Regions from separate parts of the Homo sapiens genome. Here region 2 is linked to region 1. The links are chromatin loops, found by intact Hi-C in ENCODE. Cell type or tissue: B cell. All regions are shown on one strand. Links, peaks and the distances in the headings refer to the core of each region. The heading gives the core; the rest is flanking DNA. Region 1 overlaps FBXW7 (F-box and WD repeat domain containing 7). Region 2 overlaps FBXW7 (F-box and WD repeat domain containing 7).

What was found. A loop is a pair of places that touch in the nucleus more often than their neighbours do. Peaks named below come from ENCODE experiments on the same cell type or tissue, not always from the same donor. Only the 100,000 strongest peaks of a DNase experiment are listed, where the experiment ranks them.
Region 2: it touches region 1 in a loop (12-fold over the local background); 6 of 110 quality-filtered maps call a loop at or near these places.

The regions. Positions count from the first base shown.
Region 1 is chr4:152,495,289-152,504,388 of GRCh38, forward strand. All of the region lies in intron 2 of FBXW7 (F-box and WD repeat domain containing 7), which reads right to left. Among named protein-coding and RNA genes, the nearest start is that of MIR3140, 10 kb to the left of the region's middle. In B cell, for the core only: CTCF peaks have their summits at 5,729 (motif pointing right) and 5,928; a DNase peak (open chromatin) is centred at 5,753; H3K27ac peaks cover 616 bases.
Region 2 is chr4:152,403,675-152,412,774 of GRCh38, forward strand. FBXW7 (F-box and WD repeat domain containing 7) reads right to left here. Exons shown (of 14, transcript NM_001349798.2): 3 at 8,806-8,855; 4 at 7,629-8,198. The coding sequence starts at 8,129. Among named protein-coding and RNA genes, the nearest start is that of FBXW7-AS1, 71 kb to the left of the region's middle. In B cell, for the core only: CTCF peaks have their summits at 5,061 and 5,264; a DNase peak (open chromatin) is centred at 5,067.

The DNA.
Region 1 (9,100 bases), core at 4,208-6,707:
AAATTAGCTGGGTATGGTGGCACACACCTGTAGTCCCAACTACTCAGGAGGCTGAGGCAGAAGAATCGCTTGAAACCGGGAGACAGAGGTTGCAGTGAGCTGAGATCACCCCACTCCACTTCAGCCTGGGCAACAGAGTGAAACTCAACTCAAAAAGGAAAAAAAAAATTATTTTAAATTAATCCTTTAGCCACCATGAAACAGAAATCTTTAAGTGTGTGCCAGTAACATGGAAAAAACAGTAACATATTAAAAATATATATATTAGGCTACAAGTTGGCAATGTTTCTTCCCTACAATGGGTTGCTAGTCTTAACCTATATTTATCCTTTGACTCATATGTAGGGACTAGAAATGAGACTTTTGGCCCTTAGTGGGAGACTTCAGTTCTGAGATACCCCTTTCTACTCCATACATTAACACACACATAAAGCCAAGGCCCAGGAAAAGCTGCAATTTTAGTAAAGTGGTCCTACATAGGTCAATAACAGAAGAAAAATATAAAGACATAGGCTTAGAAAGCAACAAAAACCATCTTTATTCACTACTTATATGATTATCTGCATGAGGTATCCAAGAGAATCTATCATTAGAAGTAAGAGTTTAGGCCAGGTGCAATGGCTCATGCCTGTAATCTCAGCACTCTGGGAAGCCAAGGCAAGAGGATCGCTTAATCCCAGGAGTTCGAGAGCAGCCTGGGCAACATAGCAAGACCTCATCTCTACAAATAATTTTAAAATTGGTTGGGTGTGGTGACATGCACCTGTGGTCCCAGCTACTTGGGAAGCTGAGGTGGGAGAATTGCTTGAACCCAGGCAGTCAAGGCTGTGGTGAGCAGTGACCACACCACTGCACTCCAGCCTAGGTGTCAGAGTAAGACACACCACCTCAAACAAACAAACAAAAACAACTAAGAATTCAGCAAGATTGAGAGATACAAAATCAAGATACAAACAGCAACTTGCTTCTTAGCAATTTGTCTCTTATACTAATTGGTTTGTAGCTACCAGTAACAAAAAGTATTTTTATAAAAATTTGCCATTCACGATGGTAACAAAAATCATAAAAACCTAAAAAAAAAAAATCTAATGAAGACTTCTATCAAGAAAAAAATGGAACTGGGCCAGGCGCAGTGGCTCACGCCTATAATCCCAGCACTTCGAGAAGCTGAGGTGGGTAGATCACCTAAGGTCAGGATGGCCAACATGGCGAAACCCTGTCTCTACTAAAAATACAAAAATCAGCCAGGCATGGTGGCAGGCGCCTGTAATCCCAGCTACTGGGGAGGCTGACGCAGCAAAATCACTCGAAACAGGGAGGCGGAGGTTGCAGTGAGCCGAGATCACAACAAAAGCAAGACTCCATCTCAAAAAAAAAAGAAAAAGAAAAAAGAAAAAAATAGAACTGTATTGAACAGAAATATCAATGACAGTCAACCAATGTAAAGGTGACAACTATCCCCACTGTAACCTGTAAATTCAATGAGATTCCAATCACATTTCCAACAGGGTTTGTTTTCTGTTAAATTTTCATTAGGGTCAGGGTGAAATATGATTAGCTGACCCAAAATTTTCATTGAGAGAAGATTCACCTTATCAGATAACAAGATTTATATCAAAACTATTAAAATTAACACAATATTGTAAAGACATGAAAGCAGACCAAAGAAGCTATGATACAGAAGAGAGATTCTACAAATGAACTCATGTAGTAAATCTGAAACTTTTAAACAATGTTAAAAACCGACACGAAGGCCGGGCACAATGGCTCACGCCTGTCATCCCAACACTCTGGGAGGCCAAGGCGGGCAGATCACCCGAGGTCAGGAGTTGGAGACCAGCCTGGACAACACAGTGAAATCCCATCTCTACTAAAAATACAAAAATTAGCCAGGTGTGGTGGCGGGCACCTATAATCCCAGCTACTCAGGAGGCTGAGACAGGAGAATCACTTGAACCCGGGAGGCAGAATTTGTGTGAGCCAAGATCGCACCACTGCACTCCAGCCTGGGAGACAGAGTGAGACTCCATCTCAAAAAAAAAAAAAAAAAAAAACCACACACACACACACACACACACACACACACACTATGAGATACTTGCAATGCATATTACCAAAACCATTAATATCCAGATTATAAAAAGAATCACCACAAATCAATTTAAGGTTCAATACCCAATAGGAAAAAAATCAGCAAAGAACATAAAAGATTCACAGAATAGGAAACTAGAATGATCAAAAACTATGCAAAGACATTCAACTTTACTATAAATCAAAGTAATGAAAATGAAAATCATCAAACTCCATTTCTCATCTTTCAAATAGGCAAAAAAATCATAGCTAGATAAAATTAAATGTTGATAAAAAAAAGTGTGGAAACATGTTAATGGGTATAAAATGGTAGCTCCACTTTGGACTGGACTCGGCAATACTTGATAAAGTGGCACCTGAACCCTGTGATTCAGCAATTCTACTTTCAGGTATCTATCCTAGATAAAATTACAGTAAGTACCTATGTACGAGCATTACAATATTATTTGCCAAAAGGTAGAACTGCATTATCTCTATAAAACTTAGCATTATTCAACCTGGAAAACTAAACAGTAGTTACAATGAATGAACTAAATCTACACATGTCAATATGAACACATCTAGAAAAAAACACAGGTCATCTTTTGTGTAAATGTTTTATGTGTACAAAAACAGCAGGGAAATAATCGTAAGGACTTTAGGATAATGAGTACCTCCAAAGAAGGGAGAAAAGTATGGGGAGGGAAGAACTTTAAAAGGAAATCAAACGAGGCAAAAGGTTAATATCTGCTTGACCCTGAGGTTAGATACACAGGTGTTTGTTATACTACTTTCTGTCCTTTCTTTGTATCTTTGATTTCATAATTTACACAAATTTTAAGAGACTGCAAATAGTAAGCTTAGTGAAAAGAAATTGCAGAGGGCACAATGGAAGGAACTAGGAAGCATGAGAGAAATAGAAGGCTTTTGTCAAGGCAAAAAAAAACTCATAAAACATTAAGAAGACAGTAATTCAGAAGATATGATCACCTACTAACGAAAACTACTGAGAGGCAAGTCTCAGACTCCTTGAGGAAGATGGAAATTGGGCCTCATGGCCAGACTATGCATCTAACTAGTTTATTATCTCAGCTCATTCAGCCTGGCATCACTGTGATTCTCAGCAACTCTCATCACTATATATTATGAGGGTGACTGTGCTGAACCTTGAATCTAATAGGTGCAAGACATTCTGTTGGACAATGCAAGCGATATAAAGAGGCATAGTACTAGTTTTCAGGGAGCTTATCATTTAGTGCGGAAGCTAAGATGCATACAGAAAAACAAAACAAAACAAAAAAACACCTTGCACTTAATGTCTAAACAAGTGCTACTGGAATTCAGAGGAAGAAAAAAATCCATCAGGCTGCTGGGATGGTATAAGAAAGGTTTCATAACAATAGTGGAGCTCAAGCCAAGTAGCAAAGAAGAAAAAGCAATTCAAAAGGTACAAAAATTGGCATTCCTGGTAAGAAAAAATGACAGCAAAGGATTGCAGAGCTCTAGGAAGGGAAAAAATAGAGTATAAGTGCTTGACAATTTTTAGATCTCAATTAGAAAAATAAAATATTTTGACGATAAATAAAATCTTTAAAGTTAGACGATCAATCAGGGCTCTAAGCTATAAACAGAATCTATTTGAGGTGGTTTCAAGAGAAAATAAATTTATTAATATATTAGGGGATTCCAAGAATTATCAGAGAACTGAAGAATCCACTTGGAGATATGATGCCAGGAAAAATACCTAAGTCTCCCCACCAAATTGTTCCCATCCTTCAGCCCTAGTACCATGAAAGCTGAGCCTAGGACAACAAGGCTCACTAGTATCTCTGTCACTGCTACCTCTAAACAGCTCAATATCTTGTCACTCAACATGCACATTAGAAAGCAATTCCAGGCAAGAGCTGTTACCCTGCATTTCTCTGACCCTGAATTCATGTCTTACACAGATGCATCTGATCAATAAAGCCTAGGTCATATGCTTGTGCCCTAGCTGCAAGGAATACTAGGAAATTGAGTTCTGACTCTATAAAACATGAACATGCAAATTTATCCAACATTGAGAGGCTATTTGAAATGAGAAACCACAAATACAGATCAAGTCTATGCTTCCAATCAAGATCCTCAAACCTGACAGATTATAACTAAGCCTTGTACAAACAAGACTCTCTCTGTTCCTCATATGGAGGTAAGAACCAGAGACTTATCAGTTATTGCACACAGCTCCAATATCAGAATCTCTCGGTGATATCCCCCTCCTTCCTGTTTTCTCATATAACCCATGAAGTAAACTGCAAAAAGGGGGCAGCCTCCTGAGCAGCCAGGACCACAGGCTCACGCAGCCATGCCCAAAACACAAAAGTTAACTTTTGTGTTTTTTGTAGAGACAGGGTTTCACCATGTTGCCCAGGCTGGCCAACTCACTCTTATGGTAGTTCAAGTAAGGCCTTCTCCTATGAGACCTAAAATTTTTTGCTCATACAGATAAAGTAGGATCTTAATAGGCTTCCTCTCTATTTTAGACGTAGGGATCCATGATCATTTAGTCACAGCCAAAAAGAATTCAAGTCAGTGCATCTCTGATCATCATGCCTGTCAAGCTACCTTATGAAAATGATGCCTGGACCTTACCTAGAATCTGGCCACACCCCCTGAAGTAAAAAAGACAATTTCAATGAAAGTATCTCCTCCAGCCTACAGACAAAAGCAATTGAATTACTTTTCATATATGCTGGCACTGCCCTCAAAGTATTTCTCATTAGGTTGGTGAATGAAGTGTCTTCCAGACCTCTTAGTAGAGAATACTGGAGAGGGAATAGGGGAGGTAAGTGAATGGTCACAGTGATAAATCCACTCCATCAGTTCTATTTCCTTTAATCTTTTGACTTCTTCCTCTATATTATGCTATGAGTTTTTAGGCATTCAACTTCATTTAGTATAAGTCAATGCTGAGACCAAAGGAGCAAACAATTAGAACCACTCCTGGCTACTTGAACGAGAACAATGAATTCAGAATCTCTGATAACTGCACCATACCAATACATTCAGCCAAATGCAAAAGCATGTTTCTTTCTCTCTCACATCATCATCATCACCCATTTCTGTACATATTCCTGAAGGTTTTGCTGCTTTGTCAGCAAAAAAAAAAAAAAAAAAAAAAAACTTTAAAAAAATTACATATAATCCTTTTCTTCCCATTGTGACTGCAAAGGTGCAGCATGATATAGTCTGACTCCAGTTACAGGTATGGAAACATGAGTATCGTGGGAAGGGGTATGAGGAAACTAGCTTCCCCATGGATGGTAACTGTCTTAAGCAAGGTTGTTAACACAGGGAAGGATGGCTTCTGCTAGCAGGAGAGACTCAGAGTTTGGAGACTTGAAGTACTATGTGTCCGCAATTCCCCATATACAGAAATGTATTCAAAAGATTATTAGCAGCCAAAAATATCACATGTACAATTTAAAAAGTGGGTATTTATAAATTGCAATTCTGTTTCCTCATATTTTCTTAAAATTAAGCAACATAAGATTTCTTCTATTTGGTTTTGTTACCATGCATTTGATTAATATTAATTATCACAACTTCACACTAAGATCAGGCAGCATTATGGTACTCAAATTTAAGAGCAATTGAATTTGTGCCTCTAGAGGGCAGCATTTCTCACAGGATAGACAAGTCCGACTTAAAGTCACTGTGGAAGAAGCTTAAGACATGCAGGAAGACAAGCTTTAGCAAGTTTCTTTCTTGTAAGATATCTCAAAGCCTTTGATATATTAATGTGCATGGTAAAATATTCAATAGGCCATTATTATGGTACACAGTGTTTCTTCAAACTTAATTACAGAACTCTTTCAAGGACCATCTCTAGTGACTAGCAGAATGCACTTTGGAAACCATCTAAATAGGCAAATTCTCTCAAGACAAGTTCCACTTCCTTCTTTATTCATGAACTTATGCTTCATAGGATTTTTAAAACAAGTTTTCAGACATCTCCTTATATTCTCATATCATGAGATCAAGACAGAATGAAATAAACATCAGCAATAACATTCATTTACTTCTGTAGAAATCAAAAACATGGAGAACTTATTGCCTAACTTGCTCAAAGGATAAAAGCAAAGTAATAAAGAAAAAAAGGTTGGTGCTTTAATAACTAGTCAAGATATGGCCACTACTGGTTTTAAAACCACAGAGGAGTTGAAGTACTTAATTTTAGAAATTGTATATTCATCCAAATTCAGGATATTAAATATCTGAGCTCCACTGAAAATCTTTCCACAATCCATGTCAACTGAAATTGAGCTTGCTAATCTAAAGTTTGTTGTAAACCTGATGAGATCTCGATAGGTCTCTACAGATGAACATTCTTTTTTTTATTTGTGAAAGAGCTATTAAACAAAATTACTCTCTTTTTTTGGTTTTTCACCCAAATGATGAAACAGTCTTTAGAATATAGATACTTTTCCACTCTCCAACTACTCTAGTAACATACAGGCAAGCTATGATTTCAAATATGTATATCCAAATGCTTTTCTGATTAAATCCTTTTATCCATGAAAAATGTTTGAAATTTTTTCATGCCTATAAGAGATGCCACAAAGAAAATGCAAGTAGTTCTAAGTAGCTCTTTCTAGGGTGCTTGATTCAGAAGTCCCCTTGGTACTGTTCCTATGACATCAGCCTGATCAAAAATGACTGTAATCTCTAGTCCCAAGTAACCAAAATACTTTAATCACATACATAACCAACTCTCAAAAGGTTTAATTTCTAATATATTAGCTATTAGCCACATGTGACTACTAAGCACTTGAAATGTGGCTAGTGTTACCAGGGAATTGAGTTTTTAGCTTTATTTAGTTGTACTTAATTTAAATTTAAAAGCTGAAGCTGTGTAAAATGTCCTTCTACTAAAGAAAGTTTTATTCTTTTGGCAGTACTACATTTCACTGTGACCACTGTACTGCATATTATACTCCACATCTCAGGATACAGTGAGTCATTTCTAGTATTACACATAAAAATACTGATCTAGTCAGTAAAAATTAACTAATTTACAGTTAGAATGAGTATTTTTCTACTCATCAATCTAACACCGTACTGCGTTTACTTAAATACGTTTTTCACAAATAACACAAGTTGCAGTGATGCCTATGTAAATCACAACTGGTAACTCAATCGCAATACTTTTTATTTTTTTTAATTTTAATATTTTGAATATAATTAATTTTCTTACTTTAAAAATGAATGGACAAGAGGAGGACACATTTTTAAAAGTAAAAAGAAGGCATTACAGCAATACACAATCAAGTAGAGATACAGAAGCTAATGCTACCACCAGAACAGTAAAGTAAAAAGAAACTGGAAGAAGGTATGCTAGAAATTTTCTAATGAATGACAATTACAATTAGCTGTGACAGAGCAAAATTAAAAGCTATTTCTTGGGTTTTAAAGTTTTACAAGTAAAGTAGACAATATTAGGAGACATTTTCAACAAATACACAGTGAATTTTATAAGAACTTTCTGCTCTACAATCAGAAGAAAAGCAACAAAATTAGCCAAACAATGTCAGAAGTAAATGTACAACAAACGTGTTTAAAAGCTTTTTAACAAATCTGGGCTTGTAACTCTGGTCAGCTATAAACTGGCTTAAATTCTTGCGCCAAAAGAAAGAAAATCACATTTACATAAAGAGATGGTAAAGAAATTATTTCAATTATAGAAATTTTGTTAGAAAATTATGAGGAATACTAAAATAGATACTTTACAACACGTGGAAGATATTCAATTAAGACACCATCCATCATATGGAAGACCTTTCTAATAATACGAAAAATCAACAGATTCAAAATGTGAAAAATTACTATTTCCCTTTAGCTTTAGATGAGCCATGTGATATAAGAGACACTACCTTATTAAATTTTTTTTTTTGAGACAGTCTCGCTCTGTTGCCCTGGCTGGAGTGCAGTGGCGCAATCTCGGCTCACTGCAACCTCCACCTCCCAGGTTCAAGTGATTCTCCTGCCTCAGCCTCCAAGTAGCTGGCATTACAGATGCACACCACCACGCCCGGCTAATTTTTTGCATTTTTTAGTAGAGATGGGGTTTTGTCATGTTGGCCAGGCTGGTCTCGATCTCCTGGCCTCAAGAGATCCACTTGCCTTGGCCTCCCAAAGTGCTGGAATTACAGGCATGAGCCACCGTGCCCGGCCCCAATTAAATCTTTTAGGTGAAATTTATTTGAAAGAACTTCTAAACTTAAGAAAAAGTTGTCACTATGTAGCTGTAAAAAAAAAAAAAAAATCAAGAGTGGCATAGATATTTTTTAATCCTTTACCTCTGTCAAAGAATTTCAGCTAGGTATTAAACAATTAGTTTCTATCACAACAGACAGCTCCAGCTATGTTAGGAATTTTAAAAGCAAAAATTGATGTTTCTCCTATTCCTTTATTCCACTGTATGATACACATTGAAAATATCTGTGTTCAGCTTTCTGAAACAGACTATGAAAAGCCCTATGTAAAGAGTTGAATTGTTCAGTATGTACATGCCAAAAATATGAATCCTAGCCAGTTCATGGAAATGTTAAAAAAATAAAAAACAATACATTTAAAACATCTGTGTTCTTTGCTCACTGGGTATAGTGGAATAACTTCACAAAGATCTACTCTAATGTCAACTCTGATTTTAGAAAGAGATGCTTTTCACTATTAAGTAATAAAAGACAAAAATGGCAGTATTCTTTTGTTTCCTCACTTACATCTCAATGCCTATGAACAAGCTTAACTTGAAGCACCAAAGAAAGGTAGAGTTTATTTATGACCAGGCTAACACAAGAAAAAGTAAAATAAAAAGAAACTGGAAGAAGGTATGCCAGAAATTTTATAAGAACTTTCTTATAAATTTACATTGAAATTTAAAGTTTTCATAACACAAACCAATAAAAAAGATTTTACACTTTGTTCTAACATAAATCAACATATATAAATTTTAATTGACAGTGTTTTGCAAAGTGGCTGCAAAAATTAC
Region 2 (9,100 bases), core at 4,118-6,617, 92 kb before region 1:
GTTCACAATAGGGTTCGTGCTCCTATTAGAATCTAATGCCACAGCTGATCTGACAGGAGGCGGAGCACAGGCGGTAATGCTCACTCACCTACCGCCCGCCTCCTGCTGTGAGGCCCAGTTCCTAACAGGCCACAGACTGGTCCATGGCCTGGGGGTTGGGGACACCCATTTTCAAAAACAGACTCTGAAATTGCTCGGAGAACGGTTTTTATATGAAAAATATTCATGTTTAGAGAGAGCCAAAAGTGCTATCAAGGCTAAAGAACTCTTCAAAGAAAACAATAAATATCTTCAAAACAAGAACGGATACTACTATGCTATTACTCTTCTAATAACGTGTTAAGTTGATCTTAGAAAATTGCCAGGGTAACACCTGAGCCCTAGAGATGTGAAGAATCAGTTACACTAGGACTTAAAGAGTTCTGTGCTCTTTCCACTATGAAATGGGGGGTTGGGAATAGGGGAAGGTTTCCACTATATTCAGCTGCATTCTCATGCAGAGATCATGATATAATGACATTTCCTGTGAGGAACATCTTTTTATCCAATCCTCCATTAGGAGCATTATACACCATGTAAAGTCATCAAAAAAGACCACATAGAATAATAATTGGTTTCCAGCAGAGAGTTATTTTTCAAATAAAGAGGCATATATGCTTGTTATAACAAAATGGAGAAATTATAAAATGTATTTAAGAAAAAATAACCTTTTATTCAACCACATTCAGAGATAATTCCTAACATTTGGTACAACTTCTTCTGATCTTTTTCTTTGCATATGTATATATGTAGATACATACACACACACATATATAAAAATGTATGTTTGCTTCATAATTAAGATCACACTGTATAGAGTTTTGAATCCTATATTTTAAATAAAATATTTTTAAGCATTTCCTGTTATTAAATATTCTTTCAAATGTGATGTTTAATGGCTGTATGAATTGCCTTCAACTGATTTCTGCATGTTAGCAAAATGATTCCTAAAGTGGGATTTTTAACTTCTCCTCAGGGCAGTCTCAATTTAACGATCTGTACATATACTGAATACCTGAGTCTTAAACTCAATTTTAATGACGTGCCCATTTACAATTTCTAGTCTAGCTTAGGTACATCTTAAGAGGTGAAATGAGGCTGGGGCATGGTGGCTCATACCTGTAATCCCAGCACTTTGGGAGGCCCAGGCAGGAAGATCACCAGAGCTCAGGAGTTTGAGACCAGGGTGGGCAACATAGTAAGACCTTGTCTTTACAGATAATTCAAAAATTAGCCAAGCGTGGTGGTGCCACGAGTGGTCCCAGTTACTCGGGAGGCTGAGGTGGGAGAATTGCTTAAGCCTGGGAGGTGGAGGCTGCAGTGAGCCATGATTATGCCACTGCACTCCATCCAGCCTGGGCAACAAAGCAAGACCTTGTCTTAAAAAAAAAAAAAAAAAAAAAAAGAGGTGAAATGACAACTGTTCACATTACAGTTTGCCAGTCTTCAATTCTCAAACTGAATTAGGACTGAAAACAAATTTACCAAATTTCTACTGCTCAAAAAAGTGAAGAATTATATGTCAACTTAAGACAAAGCTTACCAAAAATGTCACCAGGTAATACCAAATGAACTGCACCATGAAGAGAAGCAAGAACAGGTTGAAAGGAATTCGATTTTCTAAATCTAGGAAGGTATTAAGATAGGGGATTTGGACTTCGATTTGAAGGATATGGCTGGTGGGAAGGAGTATGATTCAAAACAAGTAGAGAGGAGAGGAGATGAAACCAGGTAAAAACTATGGTAAGATATTGGAAGACTTCAAACATTCTCATTTAGGTTTGGCTTTATCAGTGGGAAATGGGGCACCAGATATCTGTATTGAGGTTATTATCTATACAGAGCTAAAAATTCATTTTAAAAAACTCATCCAATTATTCATACTGCCAACTCATTGTCAAGGACGTGGCGTTATAGCCTGATGCAAACAGAAGCCCAAGCAAAAATGCTCTTAACGTTTTTAAACACTGACCCTCCAATTTTTATCTTACAATTGCCTGGCGGGTAAGAAAAAGAGAGACTAAGTGATCAAGTCTGTTAAATTATTCAGCAGGCCCAGACTCAGATGATAAGAAAAAGTCAAGCCACTTTTCTATCCACTGACCAGAAGATGGGACCTATTGAGAGGGAAAAGATAACCTGGGGAGGCAAATAAAAACTTGGTTTGGAGAAAGAAACAGTACTTTTAGTTTTCAGTGGACCACTCAGATGATGATGCCCAACAGACAGCTAGAAATGCAAAACTATGGCTAAGGTGAATGATCGGAGCTTGAGAAATAATTTTGGAGTTAACTACCAAAGTGAAAACAATATTCATCATGATCTATTCCTATGTCCTTTTTCTTCATACTGTCTTCCCTACCACCAACAAAAACAACATTAAAAATGGATCAGATCATTATAATACACATATGAAACAATTTTCTTTGGAAGCATTTTGAAGATAACTATTTGTGATATTTGTGTATACTTCAGTGAAGTTTATCATCTGTATAAAGAACTAATCAATGGAATGCTATAAAACAATTTTAAAATGGTCCATTTGGTGTGAAGATTATTCTTTAGTCTACAATGAAACCTCATAATTAAAATACTTTTTGAGCTGGGCACGGTGGTCCACGCCTGTAGTCCCAGCTACACAGGAGGATCTCTTATGCCCAGGGGTTCAAGGACAGCCTGGGAAACACAGCAAGGCCCCGTCTCTTAAATAATTAATAATAGTAACTGTCATTACCTGCAGTGAATGAGATACAGTTTATCACCAACATTTAGAGCTATTATTGTTTAAAATAATATTAACAAATACATTTAAAACTATATTAACAGGCATTAATTAGAAATTAACCATGAGCTAAAATTCATTTTGGCATCCATATGGAAGATTCATTAAAGCATTTAAATATACAGAAGCTTTAGTTAAAGATTAGAAGAAAGTCTAGAGAAATTGACTTAAATTCTAATGAAAGGAAAGGGTACATATTTTATCAACTAGGGAGATCTGTGGGTAGCATCGACTTCAAAATTTATGTCTATTTTTATTGAAGATGGGCCTAGCTTATTACAGTACTCTTCTAATCCTCCTATGTACCTTTTTAAAAGAATTTATTTCTCTACTTTTTACACTAGAGGGTGATATGATGACTGAATGCTGAAGGTTGTAAAACATATATATAGAGATTGACAACCGCTGCGGGGAATGAAGTTTATTTTGTGGGATTTGGGGTAAGGCACAGGAGACGGAAAAAATGAGGTCACAAGGCCGATATCTGCAAAATATCTGAGTGTCCCAGGCACTATGCTACTTGTTTTACATAAATTATTTCACTTAATCCTTACAAAAACCTTGAGAGGTAGGCATGAGTCTTTATTTTACAGATAAAGTAATAGGTTCACTGAGATTATATACTCATGGTTATACAGTAAGTGGTATAATCAGAATTCAAACTCAGATGTGAAAAGTTCTTATCACTCTAATATGTTAGGGGAAAACCCATCTCACCCATTGTCCCCATTTCTCCCATTTCCATTATCCTCCCCACATGTTTAAAATTGGGCTAAATTAGGCTGAGTCAATGTTTCATTTTTCCTCCTTCACAAAGGTAGGGGACATGGCTATTCATTGGGCCATGTTTACTAGTGGATGTTATTCAAGATGACTGCCTTAAATAGCATTTTTTGCTCTCTGGACATGTATATACCAAACAGACTTTGAACTTAAGTTGCTTGTCTTGCAGGTAGACTAGGCCAGGGACTTTCTGAAGAAGCTATCATTCTCTAGAACTCTACAACAGAGTGTAACTTAGAGCCCTGTTATATTTCCAATGTTAGCCACATTATCCTACAAAGCTGCTCAGCAGCTCTGGTCCTAGGAGGTGGTTGGAGAATGGCGGACCAGATACCCTGATTGGTTAATGATCCTATTACCTGATTCCTCTATTGTTCAGAATTTATAGACAAGAAAGGGTCTTACGCCTCTAAACTCCAATACACTAGATGCTTCTCCACACCTCCCCCCACCCTCTATTTATTTATTCTGAAACAGGGTCTTGCTCTGTGGCCCAGATCACTGCAGCCTCAACCTCCTGGGCCCAAATGATCCTCCAACCTCAGCCCCCAAAGTAGCTGGAACCACAGGCGCATGCCATCACACTCAGCTAATTTTTGTATTTTTTGTAGAGACAGGGTTTTGCCATGTTGCCCAGGCTGGTCTCAAGCAATCTGCCCACCTCAGCCTCTCAAAGTGCTGGGATCACAGGTGTGAGCCACCACACCTGGCTATCTTTTATATATATTTATTTTTTGATAAACATTTATTTCTTATTTGAGGCAAATGGATAAAAACGATTTAATTACTAGGAAGAATCTAACAATCAAGATGGGAAAAAAATAGACTAATTTGAGGTAAGGAAGTTATGTGAGAAGAGAACAGGTGGAAGCCACTAAGATAGATATGGAAGCATCAGAAATTAATGCTCAAACACACTTCTCTTCATCAAAAGATCAGGATACCAGATCTGGCCTAATAATCATCTCATTTGTTTTTCATGTTAGTAGAAAATTAGTTGATATTCTGCATAAAATATGTCAAAGATTCTTCAATATGAGCTGGGCATATCTTCAGAAAACAACTTTTTTTAAAAAAATATGATAAGGATGTTGAGAATGAGAGTTAAAACTGAAGAGACAGACATTTGTATCTGGAGAAGCAAGATTTAGAGGAATAGCCAGCACACAACCTCTGCTTTAAAAGCATGTTTTATGGATTCAAGAGAGTATGACCTCTATAAAATTTTTTAACAGCGTCATTTGTTCCTGATTACTTTAGCCTTGAGCTGTAAAATCTTCAATAATGTTTTGTTAAGTGCCACAAAGAAAAGTAGTTAACTGAGCCCTCTGTCCTTTCTATAGGGTAGCTCTTATCACTTCAAATGGGACATAGTATCAGAAAATCATCACATGGCAGAGTCTCTGACTATGTTGGAAATCTTGTTCAGTGATGTTTGTCAAATTCAACCATAGGGGGCAGCATAGCATGTGGAAAGAGAAAGGGGTTTTTTGCTATTAGGCAAATCAGGATTAAAATCTCTCATCACGTAGTGTAATCTGGGGTGGATCATTCGGCCTCTCTGTAACTTTTGTTTATGTATCTGTAGTAGGATCTTTCAAACAGTGTGAGCTTAATAAATAGCAATTCTTGACTACCACTTCCCTTGACTTTTAACATTAAGACAACATGGAATTTTTAACATATATTGCTTGCCATAAGGCTCCCAAAAGAACAAACCTTTAGTGACAAGGGGGGAAAAACTGTCCTCAGAGTGTTGACAGTTTTCAGAATGCTTTCAAAGAATAAAGCAATGCAAGGAAGAATTAAAAATCTTTTTTTCTCATTAATATATTTGCTTATGCAGCATATTTAGGGATGATGGGTAAAATTCAGTCTAGCTGTCCACAGGGTTTGTTTATGAGAATGCCAAAAAATAAAACTTGAAAGGTATCCTGAGTAAAATTTGTAGAAAGCTAATCCTATGTTAACATTTAAAATGGGATTTCATTTCTTATGCCTCTACTCTCAAAAGTCAAAGAAGACTTGAATGAAACTATGGTCTAGGGTAACATCTGTAGAAGTGTCTTAACTTTATAATGATCAAGAATTTAAAGCTCTTCCAAAATAAAGTACTTCAACTAGTGAGAGCTTCTATTTATTGTATTAAAACATGTATACACGGAGAATACTGACATTTTCTTTTTAGGTGAAGCAGTACTCAGTGACTTTTTTTAATGCTGTTGAAAGTGCTCTGGGAATACTCTGGCAGAAGGGTTTCAGGAATGGACAAAAAGGAAAACATTTAGAAAAATTTCAGACTGAAATCTTACTTGTAGAAGGGTATCACTGTCCTGGCAATCAAATAGCTTTGTATTCTTCATGCCATACTTACGAAGGCAGATCATCTCATGATCAACAATATATCAAAAACTATACATACACACTTATATAATAAATGCATACACACATCTATACTGTACATGTGTATATACATAAATGCATACACACATCTATACTGTACATGTGTATATACATAAATGCATACACACATGTATTCCTTCTATGGTTAGAGCCCAGTCCATTCTTGTTATATGTACAGGACAATAATTGTTATTCATGATTCAGAATCACTAGAAAAAAACTAACAAATTCAGTATACTTCGTTTTTAAAAAGGTAATCATCATACACAAAATTTTACATCTTGAAGGTAAAGAAAAGATAAAGCACCTGTCAAACTTGTGAACTGGAAGGTTTCCTACAGAATATAAGGATGACTTTTCCTTTTGGAAAAAGATAATGTTTTGTCTAACTAGCTTTTTTTGCTTTTAATTTAAAGTGTAGCAGAAATCAGCAATAACTCTGCATTGTTCCGCAAGGCTTAGTTTTGATTGAACCTCTTTCTGAAATAAGTTAGTGCAATTGGACCTTAAGTATTAAACCCCTATTCCTCTAACTGAACCCTCAGGAAAAAAAGAGATGTTAAAACTCCCTTTTGATATAGCAACCTTGAAGAAGATGATCAAGACTAGGGGGGCAAAAGGGAGGAATGACACTATAAAAGGTCTGAGCCTTAACAAAGTGGTGCTATAGTTGTTAGTGGTAGAGCCATCTGGCTGAGATCCAAAGCTACTGCTTCAACATCTTGAGACAGGGATGGTACAATGGATGAAAAATCACTACTTGATGTCACGTCCTTCTTAGATCATGCCAGCTAAATAAAATCTGACTTGCAGATAGGCTAGGTAAATTAGGGCCAAACACATTTTAGAAAGTAAGGTTTTACAAGCAGATGTAAAACATGATTTAGCATTTCAATTATTATTAATCCAAGTGTGTAAGATACTTCATTCCAAGTCAAGTTAGGTTAAACGATACGATGTTAAATCAGTTTGTATATTGTTTATGGCCTAAAATCACTGTAAAATGTAAGAAATAAGCAAGTAGGAGTAAGAGGATGAACTACCACAGACATTATGTTAATGTCTATAAAACAAGTATATTCAAGTTAAAATGTTCCTTTCCAAAACATAGTTTAACTTGTAAGTCTACTCTACATGAATATTCATTATTTCTAATTCTCAAATGATAAATAACTAGAACTAATTTGAGGCAACTTCTGAGTAATTTATGCCTTAGAGTGACACTTGTGAATAGCCCACTCTAGCAGCTGCATTTTGTAAATAAAAAGTTTCTTCATTACTTGATTTACACAAATCATGTTTCACCCGAAACCTCTACACCCCACACAAGCTACTAATCCCTGCCCGGGACGCAAGGTTTAGACGAAAATTTGATGTTAATAATTTTTCATAGTAATAGGCTCAATTACTTTCCCTCCATTTGTACTCAGATTGTCCCATTATCAGTATTTCTACTTGTAATACTTTCCATTACCTTCTGTAAGACAAAAAACTAGTTCATTTTATTATTACACATCTTAAGATTAATTTTTAGTAATACAAAGACTGTGAGGAAAGTTTCATTACAATTAAAATAGATATGTAAAGTTTCTCAGGTTAACAATATATTGAATATACTCACTTTTGTTGTTTTTGTATAGAATGGGGAGGAGAGTTGGTGAACGGGCAGGTCCACAATACTACTGGAGTTCGTGACACTGTTAGTATGTGTATGTTCATCTTCTCTGCTACTATCATCAGACTGATCAAAATCGTCACTCTCCTGGTCCATCTCCTCCTCCTCCTCATCCTCCTCATCTTGTTCACCAGCATGTTCTTCATCTTCCTCTTGTTCTTCTTGGTTTCCTGAGGAGTCCTCATCTACCGAAATAAATCTATTATTGTTTTCTTCCAACTGTCCTTGCTGGGAATCATTTTGGCCTCCAGGTCTAGGTTCTACTCCAACAACTTCACCATTCCTTGCAGTGTGCTCCTCCTCTTGTTGTCTGAGTTGCTGTTGCTGTTCCTCCTCTACCACACGATTCATCTGTTCTTCATCTACCTGGCTTGAGGAAGGGTTACCTCTCAGAGAGCCTCCAGTTCGTCGTCTTTTGCTGCCCACAGAGAGCAGTTCCTGATTCATTTCCAAAAGCCAGCTTGCTACTTCTTGGACCTTGGCTAGACTATCAGAAGATGCAAAGGTTTTCACATTCTGCAGGGGAAAATAGGGTAAAAAACAAGATTTGTACAATCTATATTATGTTCTACTTTCATGTTATATGTCTACTTTCTAAATATCATTAATGATTGCAAAAAAGTATTGATGCCACCAAGGCATTAAAATGTTCTTTAGTAAACAATATAGAACATTTCAATTTTAAAAGTTATAAGACTTTATAAAGACATGCACAAAAACCATAGTAAACAACACTAATCCCTTTTAATAATTTTTAGCATGAAGATTTATAGTTTAATTCCTTTGACCAATAAAACATAATATTTCAAGCAAATAAAACAATTTTAATTTTACATCAGTAGTTCATAGACTATATCCTATATAAAACTTCCACAAAATTTTAAGAAGTGTATCAAAAAAAATTTTCAGTGTTCAGTTAATTTGGGAAATGCTGAGGTAAATCAGATTAAAAGGCTTTTTACCCTGGGTATTTCCCAAACTTTTCTGATCACAGAATCTTGCCTTCAGACACAGTTTTCTAGCAGGTAACAATTATAATCATTATTATTTTAATTTTTTTACAAATGACTGGACAGAAAATGAACAAAAAATTTATTTAAAAAAAAAGTTCATAAGTTCATACCCTCTGACCCAGTAACTCCACTTCTGGCAATCTATCCTAAGGAAGTAATCCTAAAACAGAAAAAAAAAATTTATACAGAGGATGCTCACTGCAGTTTATCCACGAAAGCAAAAAATAAAGATAAAAATAAATGTAAATAAAAATGTAAATAAAAATCCAAATGTTCAATATAAAGGAATCTATGAGATGGGATATATATGGTGTAATCCCTAAACATGACGTTCATAAAATATTTTTAAAAACATGGATGTTATAATATATTATGCTAAGGGGAAAATGCTGGAAATTGTGATTA